2 separate regions of the Homo sapiens genome follow, and region 1 is linked to region 2. A link is a contact called in ENCODE Hi-C data. All regions are on one chromosome and are shown on one strand. The core of a region is the stretch at or near the end of the contact, and the rest is flanking DNA. Distances in the headings are between cores, read along the strand shown.

What was found. Hi-C counts contacts between places; a loop is a spot of excess contacts on that map. Pooled maps may share reads with other maps.
Region 1: a pooled map shows a loop between it and region 2 (3-fold over the local background). The contact joins the enhancer-like site here to the promoter of MFNG in region 2. A Hi-C loop is called at or near these places in 2 of 37 single-sample maps with no recorded cell type and 5 of 50 pooled maps.

What each region holds. Positions count from the first base shown.
Region 1 is chr22:37,747,159-37,751,599 of GRCh38, forward strand. The region is part of intron 11 of TRIOBP (TRIO and F-actin binding protein); the gene reads left to right. LOC124905115 reads right to left here and starts at 141. Exons shown (of 3, transcript XM_047441691.1): 1 at 1-141. RefSeq lists an enhancer at 4,382-4,441. Within about 2 kb of position 2,938, at least 11 of the 41 ENCODE cell types and tissues checked have a DNase peak (open chromatin) inside an H3K27ac peak, as active enhancers do.
Region 2 is chr22:37,483,826-37,487,889 of GRCh38, forward strand. It overlaps MFNG (MFNG O-fucosylpeptide 3-beta-N-acetylglucosaminyltransferase), which reads right to left and starts at 2,559. Exons shown (of 8, transcript NM_002405.4): 1 at 2,098-2,559. The coding sequence starts at 2,352. RefSeq lists enhancers at 1,444-1,503, 1,904-1,953, 2,430-2,939, 2,940-3,451, 3,452-3,961 and 2 more and a silencer at 2,524-2,653.

The DNA of each region.
Region 1 (4,441 bases), core at 1,688-4,187, 260 kb after region 2:
TTCGCTGGACTCCCCACTTCACAGCCAGATAAACTGAGGCTTGGGGAGGGGCGCTGGTGAGTTGCCCGAGGTCACCCCAAGTATAAGAGAAGGAGTAGCTCCTTTCCCTGTCCTTCTGGCCCACTGACCGTGATGTTCGGGAAGGGAGGGGTGGGGCTGCTTTTGGTTTCTGGCTAGTGCTTCAGGGAGGCTCTGACAGCCCAGTGGCCCTCCTGGGGGAGGATGAGCAGGGTGTGTGTGTGCACAGGCGGCAGTAGGCCTCTTTCAGGGGAGTGGAGACCCTGCGGAGGAGTGGGTGGGCTGCTGGGGGCGGGCTGGGCTGCTGGGGGGCGTGGCACGCCTAGCCCCTGCCCTGTGAGTGTGATGGCCTGGACTTCCTCGGCGTCCTCCTGGACATCCTGCCACCTCCCTGCTGGCCCTTCCTGTCGTCAGCAGCCTCCCCTTTTCTGTCAGGAGCAGAAGGGATGTGGGGGGAGGAGCTGAGTCAGTGTCCTGGGGCCAGGAGGAGAGAAGTTGCCTTGCCCACCGGGTGCCTGCCCGGCCCTCAGCCGGGTGCTTTCACGTTACCAGATTTGATCCTTGAAGGTTGGTAGTAACATCTTAATCAAACAGATGAGGAAACCAAGGTGTGGCGAGGTGAAGTGTCATGCCCCAGGTAACTCAGTGAGTCCCAGGCTAAGCCAGAATTTGTATCCAGGTCCGTTCCAGCTTTCTTTCACAGTTGCCTGTCCTGGGGGCAGCACGTGCTGAGCAAGGGTAAGGCTGCCGGAAGCAGCGTGTGGGGTGCTTGGAAGATGGACAGCACATCCCTGCTGGTGGCAGCAGCCTTCCTGAGGGAGGTGTCCTCCTGTGATTATAGGGCCTTGTCAGGTGGAGATGGACTAGCGAGGAGACAGCAGTGTGGACAGAAACGGGTGGTCATGTTTGAGAAGTAGCAAGAGCGTAGGGAAGGGGTCTGGGGAGGAGGGCCTCACTGCTAGGGCTTGGACAGGGGCAATAGAGAGCCATGAAAGCTTTTAGAGCAGAGAGGAGGCTATGATCACCATTAATAGTGTTCATTGAGTTCATCCTGGCTGCCATGCAGACCTCAGCCTGCTCTCAGCTGGTGCTCCTCCTGTACCCACCTCACACCCTCCTCCCCTGGCCCCCGTGCCCTGAATCAGGGATCCATACAGAGCAAGTGGCACAGGTGTGTGAGTGTGTGAGGCTCCGGGGCTTCAGGGAGTTGGGATTCTCTTCCACCCCTTTTGCCTTTGCCTGGGTGCAGCTTTGCTCCCGGATCAGCCTTCCCCCTCGCCTGCTGGGCATCAAATTATATTTGGTCCCTTGTTTACTGTCTCTTTCCTACAGTCCACCAGGGCAGGGGCCACAGCTCTTGGTCACAGCTAATTTCCTGGCCTAGAACAGTGCCTGATAACTTTAAAAAAAAATTTTTTTTTCTGCAAACACTCCCTGAGCCCCTATCTGTGCTGGGTCCTGGCAGGTAAACAGTGTATGTCCCTGACTGTGAGTTGCATCTAATCTAGCCTGTGAAGGATAAGTAAAGGGCCTCAAGATAGTCACGGATGCAACAGAGGCCTCTGAGAGGGGCCATGGGAGGGCAGGACGGGGGCGGCTGGTGGTGCGGTGAGTGGCATGAACTGTGAAGGGACCTCAGAGGTGGCCATTAAGCTGGGTCTTAAGGCCTGAGTAGCCGCTTGCCTAGTCATCGGAGGAGGAGGAAGCATAGTGTTTCAGGCCAAGGACATGGCACATATGAAGGGCCCGGAGTCCTGGTGTGTTGTGATCGGCAAGGAATATGCAGTGGTATAAACAGGGGCCCCTCAGCAAGGGGAGGCCAGGCTGGAAGAGTGTGATGAGGCTTCCCTGCCATCCTGAGGCAGCTGGACTTTGTTTTAAAGCCACCTGGAGACCGGGTGTAGTGGCTTATGTGTGCCTGTAATCCCAGCATTTTGGGAGGCTGAGGTGGATGGATCACTTGAGGTCAGGAGTTCGAGACCAGCCTGGCCAGCATGGTGAAATCCCATCTCTACTAAAAATAAAAAAATTTGCTGGACATGGTGGTGGGTGCTTGTAATCTCAGGTATTTGGGAGGCTGAGGCAGGAGAAACGCTTCAACCCGGGAGGTGGAGGTTGCAGTAAGCCGAGATGGCGCCATTGCACTCCAGCCTGGGCAGCAGAGACTCTGTCTCAAAAATAAAGCAAGCCACCTGGAGCCGTCCCTGGAACTGTTAAGCAAGCCTGGGATACCAAGCCTTTTTGAGTGAGTCCCGCCAGCCCGAGGGTGTGTAGAGGGGTTGTGTGCCTGGCCAGGTAGGAGGCGGGGCTGTGAGAACCTGCCAGTACTCCCGAAAGGCGGAAGGAGAAACTGAGCTTCTAGCAGGTGAAGAAGAGGTAGCTGGGCCTGAAGAGCCCTGTATGAAGGGGCATCGTGGGAGATTTAGATGATCGGACCTTTTGACCCTGGGGACAGGTTTCCCTGCCAGTTTAAAAACTCACATTGGTTGGCCGGGCACATTGGCTCACACCTATAATCCCAGCATTTTTGGAGGCCGAGGTGAGCGGATCACTTGAGCTCAGGAGTTTGAAACCAACCTGGGAAACATAGGGAGACCCCATCTCTACAAAAAAAAAAAAAAAAAAAAAATTAGCTGAGCATGGTGGAGTGCTTATGTCGTCCCGGCTACTTGGAAGCTGAGGTGGAAGGATCGCTTGAGCCCAGGAGGTTGAGTCAGCAGTAAGCTGTGATCACACCACCACACTCCAGTCTGGGCAGCAGAGCAGGGCCCTGTCTCAACAAAACAAAACTCAAATTGGTGACCTTCTATCCCCAAGGTCACTGTGTCATGGCGTGCCTGACATGGTATGTGATGTGTCTGTACTGGGCTCTGGAGGATCACTAGGTTTCTCCTTGTACAGACACGTTCAGTCCTGTCGGAAGCTGCGGGAGGGGAGGACCGCCCCGTCATTTGCCACATCAGGCAGCCAGGACTCAGAGAGGGGATGTGACTTAGGAAGGTCACAGTGACTCCACTTCCCAGGCAGCCCTAGAGGTTCCAGCCTGACAGCTTGTCATTCCTGCCCCAATCTCCCAGCCCTGGCCCAGGGACTTTCGCCTGGGACTGCCCAGTGGTGCCAGCTCTGTGGGCCCAGGAAGCCTGGCTCCTCCGGGCTAGGTGGGGGTAGGGGAGATGGCCCAAAAAGCACAGAAATTTAGACCAGGGGGTAGATATTTCCTCAGCAAGTTTTTCCTGAGCCTTGCTGTGGTCAAGCCCCCTGCAAGGCCCTGGGGCCACAGGAGGTCCCAGACTGAGGGGAAGTGGAGCCAGGTGTGGTCACCAATCTTCATTCTTAGCTTGGGATCGCCCTGGGCAGCCTCCGTCTCAGGTGGAAGACGGGGTGGGCAGAATACAGAGCAGCGGGACAAACGCAGCCCCAGGGGTTCTCGGCCGTGAGCAGAGCCTGTGTCTCTCCCTTAGACAGGTATACAGGGAGGGGCTGGGATGCCAACCTACTGGGTCCCCCGACTGTGGCTGTGGAAGGTTCTGGATCTTCAGCTGTCCCAAGCCCCGGTTGGTCCACTTCCTATACCTGAGAAGGGGCTCCGTGGGTGGAGAGTGGGTCGGGAGAGGTGGCCAGGCAGGGTGGCTGTGGTTTCCAGCTGCCACTGTCACCGCCCACTCCACTGAGCCATGCCACCCGTTCTCTGCAGGCAACCAGACACCTTGGCCTGGTGAGGCCTCGATGTAGGGGCTGATAGGTAGGCTCAGAGCCATGGCAACCGGTGGCCACCTCCTCCCTGCCGGCGCCAGGAGCGGAGACTGCAGAGGGACCGGGACTTAGATGAGAGAGGTCTCCCCAGCAGGAAGGGAGGGTCTGGTGGTTGGCACCCACTAGATGAGCATGGTCAGAAAAATATCAGGATGAGCAACTTCTTTATCTAGGCCTGGGTGGGGGTGCCTGGCACAGGTCTCCATGGGACATGCTGCAGCTGGTAGCCCCCAGACCCCGGGGCTGTGCCCCCCTGGGCGGCACCCAGAAGGTAGGGCTTGCCAGGACTGACCCTTCCCAAAGAGATCTAGGCGGGGACCAGAGGGTTTCTGACCCCAGCCTGTGACTGGCTCCACCTCCCATAGTCTCCTGGAGCCGAGGAAAGGACAGGACTGGCGGGCCCATGGGAGGGTCCGTGGGGCACTTGGTCCTCGTCAGAGGGAGGAACTGGACAGTTCGCGCAGTGCTGCTGGTCTGGACTGCCCTCTGAGCTCTCAGGGGGTCTCTATGCAGGCAGAGTCCTCCCAGCCCCTCTCTCCCATTCTTGGGCGAGGGGTCGGCTGGAGAGAGGCCCCTGGGACATCTGGGTGTGTGTGCCAGCCACCCAGCCCAACTTCTTGGCTCTCTGAGTGCCACTATCAGGAAAGGGGCCAGGGCTGCCTCAGTGGCT
Region 2 (4,064 bases), core at 1,309-3,808:
GGGAAGGGGAGTCCAGGTCCAGAGGGGGCGGGGGCACAGGAGAGGGCAGTGAGGCTGGCGCTTTCAGTCCCTGGGAATCCTAAGGTTGGCACAGAGCGATGGGCAGAGTTTCTTTGGAGCCAAGGGCTGCATTTGACTTGTTTAAGGAGGGGACCTGACAATGGTGAAAACTTCACAGGCAGCCGCGGGAAACAAAGGGACACGCAGCCTGCTGGGGCAGGGGAGGGGTGGCCGGGGACCATCTGCTGCAGAGGAGGGGAGTGGTGGGGCTGCTGCCACCTCTCCCCCCAACAAGGGGACCATAGGGAGGAGAAAGGCTCGCCTTGAGCACAAAACCCGCCTCCCCCAGCCCACCCCCTCAGCCCAGGACAAAGGCCGGCACACGAGTCCCGGCCCCTGCCGCAAGGCCCACCTGCCACCCGACCGCCCTTAACCAGCCAGGCGGGCGCCCAGCGCTGCAGTTAACCAGCTCAGGCCCGGTCCAGACACTCCTGCCCCGTGCAGATGGGGAAACTGCGGGCCGAAAGGGGAGGGCCTTGGCTGAGGTCACAGAGAGAAGTGAGCCAAAGGGTGAGAGACGTGGGGTAGCGACTCCTGTAGCCCAGTGACCCAGTCCTCACAGGGTTCCCAAGTCTCAGCAGGGGAGAAAAGCACCCAACCAGGAGCAAGGTTCTAGGTCCCACTGGGCTCTGTCCCCTCAGGCCTTCTGCGTGACACCACGCCAGCCAGCACTTCCTCTCTCTGGCCTCAGTTTCCTCATCCGGGGCAAGGGCACCACCGCGGTGATGGAGATAAGACAGGAAAGGGCCGTGGGCCACGTGAGGCCACGCTCCCGGGTACACAGACGCATAAACAGGAAGGCCTGCGGGAGGGCCCGCCTTGGCTGCTTCCGCAGGAAGAACCAGGATCTCCCCAAGATGAGAAGCCGTGTGGGGCCCAGAGAAGAGCTGAGGTGCTGGGGGCCAGCTGGGGAAGAGTTAATCCCAAGTACGAGGGCAGAAATCAGGGCAGGGTGCCCCTCCCCAGGAGGGCCTGGCCTCTGCCAGCCATCCTCTCCCCCTCCTTTTGGTCTTCCAGGAGGTCTCGACTATCTCCAAAGACTCAGTCACTTCCTCCCACTGAGCCAGCCGCCAAAGAGGGGACCGATGTGTGTGTGTGTGTGTGTGTGTGTGTACCCATTCTCCACCTCCCCCATCAACGGTCCCTAACACCGACATCACTAACTTTGCTTAAGGAAGATACTGGATGCGAGGAGGGAAAGGGCTGGAAGGGACTTGGCTCGCCGGAGCCGCACAGCCATGTGACAGACATGCCTCTTGTCACACACATCTAGCACACTCCAGCTCCGTGCGTGTGAGCACACACACACACACACACACAATCCCACGTGCCAGGCAGGCCTCCCCAACCTCCGGCCCACCACTGCCTCAGCCGCCACCCTCGTGGCATGCGCTCTCCTTCCCTCCCTCGGAAGCAGTCCGCAGGAAGCCAACACAGGAGGCCAGACATGGCGGCCTCGGCACACCCGGGGCAGCAGAGACACAGCGGCAGGGGCTATCGGGAAGGCCGAAGGGATGCCTCCCCCAAGAACAGACCCCACCATTCTCCTCCCGTCCTCCACCCTCAGAGCCCGGGCAGGACAGCACCTAGGGCCTGGGTGGGACAGCCTGGCCTGGGCACGGGTCTGGGTCAGGACCTCTTGGAGGCCTCCACCCCAGCTGCCCAACACCCACCATTACCCCTGATGCCAGGCTGGGCCTGGGTGGCTAGGAGCGAAGCCCCCACGGGAGCGGCTAGGAATAGAAGAACCCCCAGGAGGGACCCGGGAGCCTGGAGCAGGGGCCCAGCCTGGCCCCCAAAAGTGGTGGAGCGGTAGGACCTGGGTGCACCTGGAGTCAGGACCAGTACAGGGCACGGGCAGGGCCGCAGGCAGCCCCTAAAGCCCGGAAGAAGGAGAGAGGAAGAGGATCCCTGATTAGGCAGGTATTGAGCAGCTTCTCCCATGAGGCAGTCAGGGACCCCAGCCCAGTAGAAAGGCCTCTGAGAACCCCTTAGGCCAGGGGCCACCCCCAGGGCCCAATGTCACCCACTTGTCACCTGTTCCCTGGTCCTGGAAACCCACGTGTCAAGCAGCAGCTCCAGGCGCAAGCGGTGGAAAGCCCGGGTCGTCTTCACTGCAATGAAGACATCGTGTAGCTGTAGCTTAGGGGGCCCCGGGTTCGGCTGGCTCAGCTCGGGGGTCCCTTGTACCCGCTGCGGGGACAGGTTCAAGTGGTACCGCAGACACAGGAGCCCCATGCACAGGAGGGTGAGGAGGGCTCCAGCCAGGCCCCGCGGGAGCCGGCACTGCATTGGTTGGCCCTGGGACCCCAGACAGCTCAGCCCCCAAATCCCAACCAGACAGGGAGGGGAAGCTGGTCAGGCAGGGGCTCCAGCAGAGGCAAAAGTCTGGCAGGCATCAGGGGCTGGCAAGGAGGGAAGAGGTAGGAGCTGAGGCTCTGGACCCAGAGGCTGAGCCATGGCAGCACGATCTCGACCGCCGCCAGTCCTCCACCTGCTCCCGCTGTCCGGCCTGCCGCAGCCTCCGGGACCGCCTGGCCCCGCCCCGCTTAGCCCGAGGGGCGGGGCCAGACGAAGGGAACCCCAGACAGAGGCGGCTGAAAGGAGGCACCAGCAGAAAGGGCAGCCCCGGCTCTGCCAGCTGCTGCGGTGGGAGGAAGTCACAACAAACCCTCCGTGCCCGGTGGAAGGGAGTGTCCTCCAGCACCGTCCACTCCCCCAGAGAGCTGTCAGCTCGGCCCATTCAACACCCATTACTTTGGTGTCCTGCTTCACCCAGCCCCCAGCTTTTGCTCACAGGTTTCCTCCGGGATGCTCTCCCATATTCCACCAGCCTCACCCACATTCCCTCCACTAGGCTGAGTTCTATCTGGACTTCAAAGCTTAAGGGTTCCCTCCTCCAGGAAGCCTTCCGTGATAACCTCTTAACCTCTGGGGCTCCCACAGTTGTTCGCTCAGTTCCTGAGGTCTTCACAACAGCACTGGGACTGTCGTTCCCAGTTTATAGCTGAAGACATAAGGCACAAAGGCACAGAATGAGCAAAAACGATCCAGCAACTCAGCCGCAGAGCTGGCAGAACCCAGGTCTCTGTTCCTCATCTAGTTCACAGGAGGTCCCCTGAGGGCACCTGTCCAGCTGTGCCCCAGCCCATACCCGACCTCACTCCGCAGTCTCTGGAGCTGCCTCTCTCCCAGCACCTGACCAGTGGACAGACAGAGGGCCTTCTCCAGCCACCACCTCCATCTTGTTTCGCACAAGCTCACTCACACCTCCTCCCTCCTCCACTCAGAGCCTGCACTGGCTCCCATTTTCTTCAGAACAAAAGCCAAAACGCACACAGCAGCCCACAAGGCCCTGCGTGAGCTGGCTCCCAAGTTACTCCCACCCCATCTCCTGCTACTCACCCTGCTCCACTCCAGAACCTGGGACCCTCGCTGGCCCAGGCACCTGGCCGCCACAGGACCTTGGCACTTGCTGTTCCCACCTGGGCCCCTCCCTAGAGACCTGCACGTCTCACTCCCCCACTCCCTTCTGGTCTTTACACAAAGGTCACCGTCTCTGTGAGGCCTTCCCTGACCACGTTATTAACATTGCAACCCCTCGCCGCCTCCTTCCCAGCCCCCCAGGCCTGTCCCTCTCAAGCCACTTCACTGTTTTCTTCATCACACTTTTCATCTTCCAACATTCTGTATGTTTAACTAAGTTTCTGTCCTCCTCATGAGAATATCAGGGCAGGATTTATTTTTTGATCACTGAGTCCCTAATCCCCAGTGCCTAGAACAGTGACCGGCAGACAAGAACTCAATCAATGTTAATTCAACACAACAAAGTACCAGGTGGCTGGCAAAGGGAAGTGGCCCTGCCGGGCTCAACCCTGCATGAGGACAGCTGGGGGAGAGGAAGGGAAAACCAACCCTTTGAATGACCTTCTCATGGGCCAGCCCCCAGCCAGGCCCCTTCACAGGCCATATTCTCAGAATGGTGATGATGCCAGCCTTGGTGA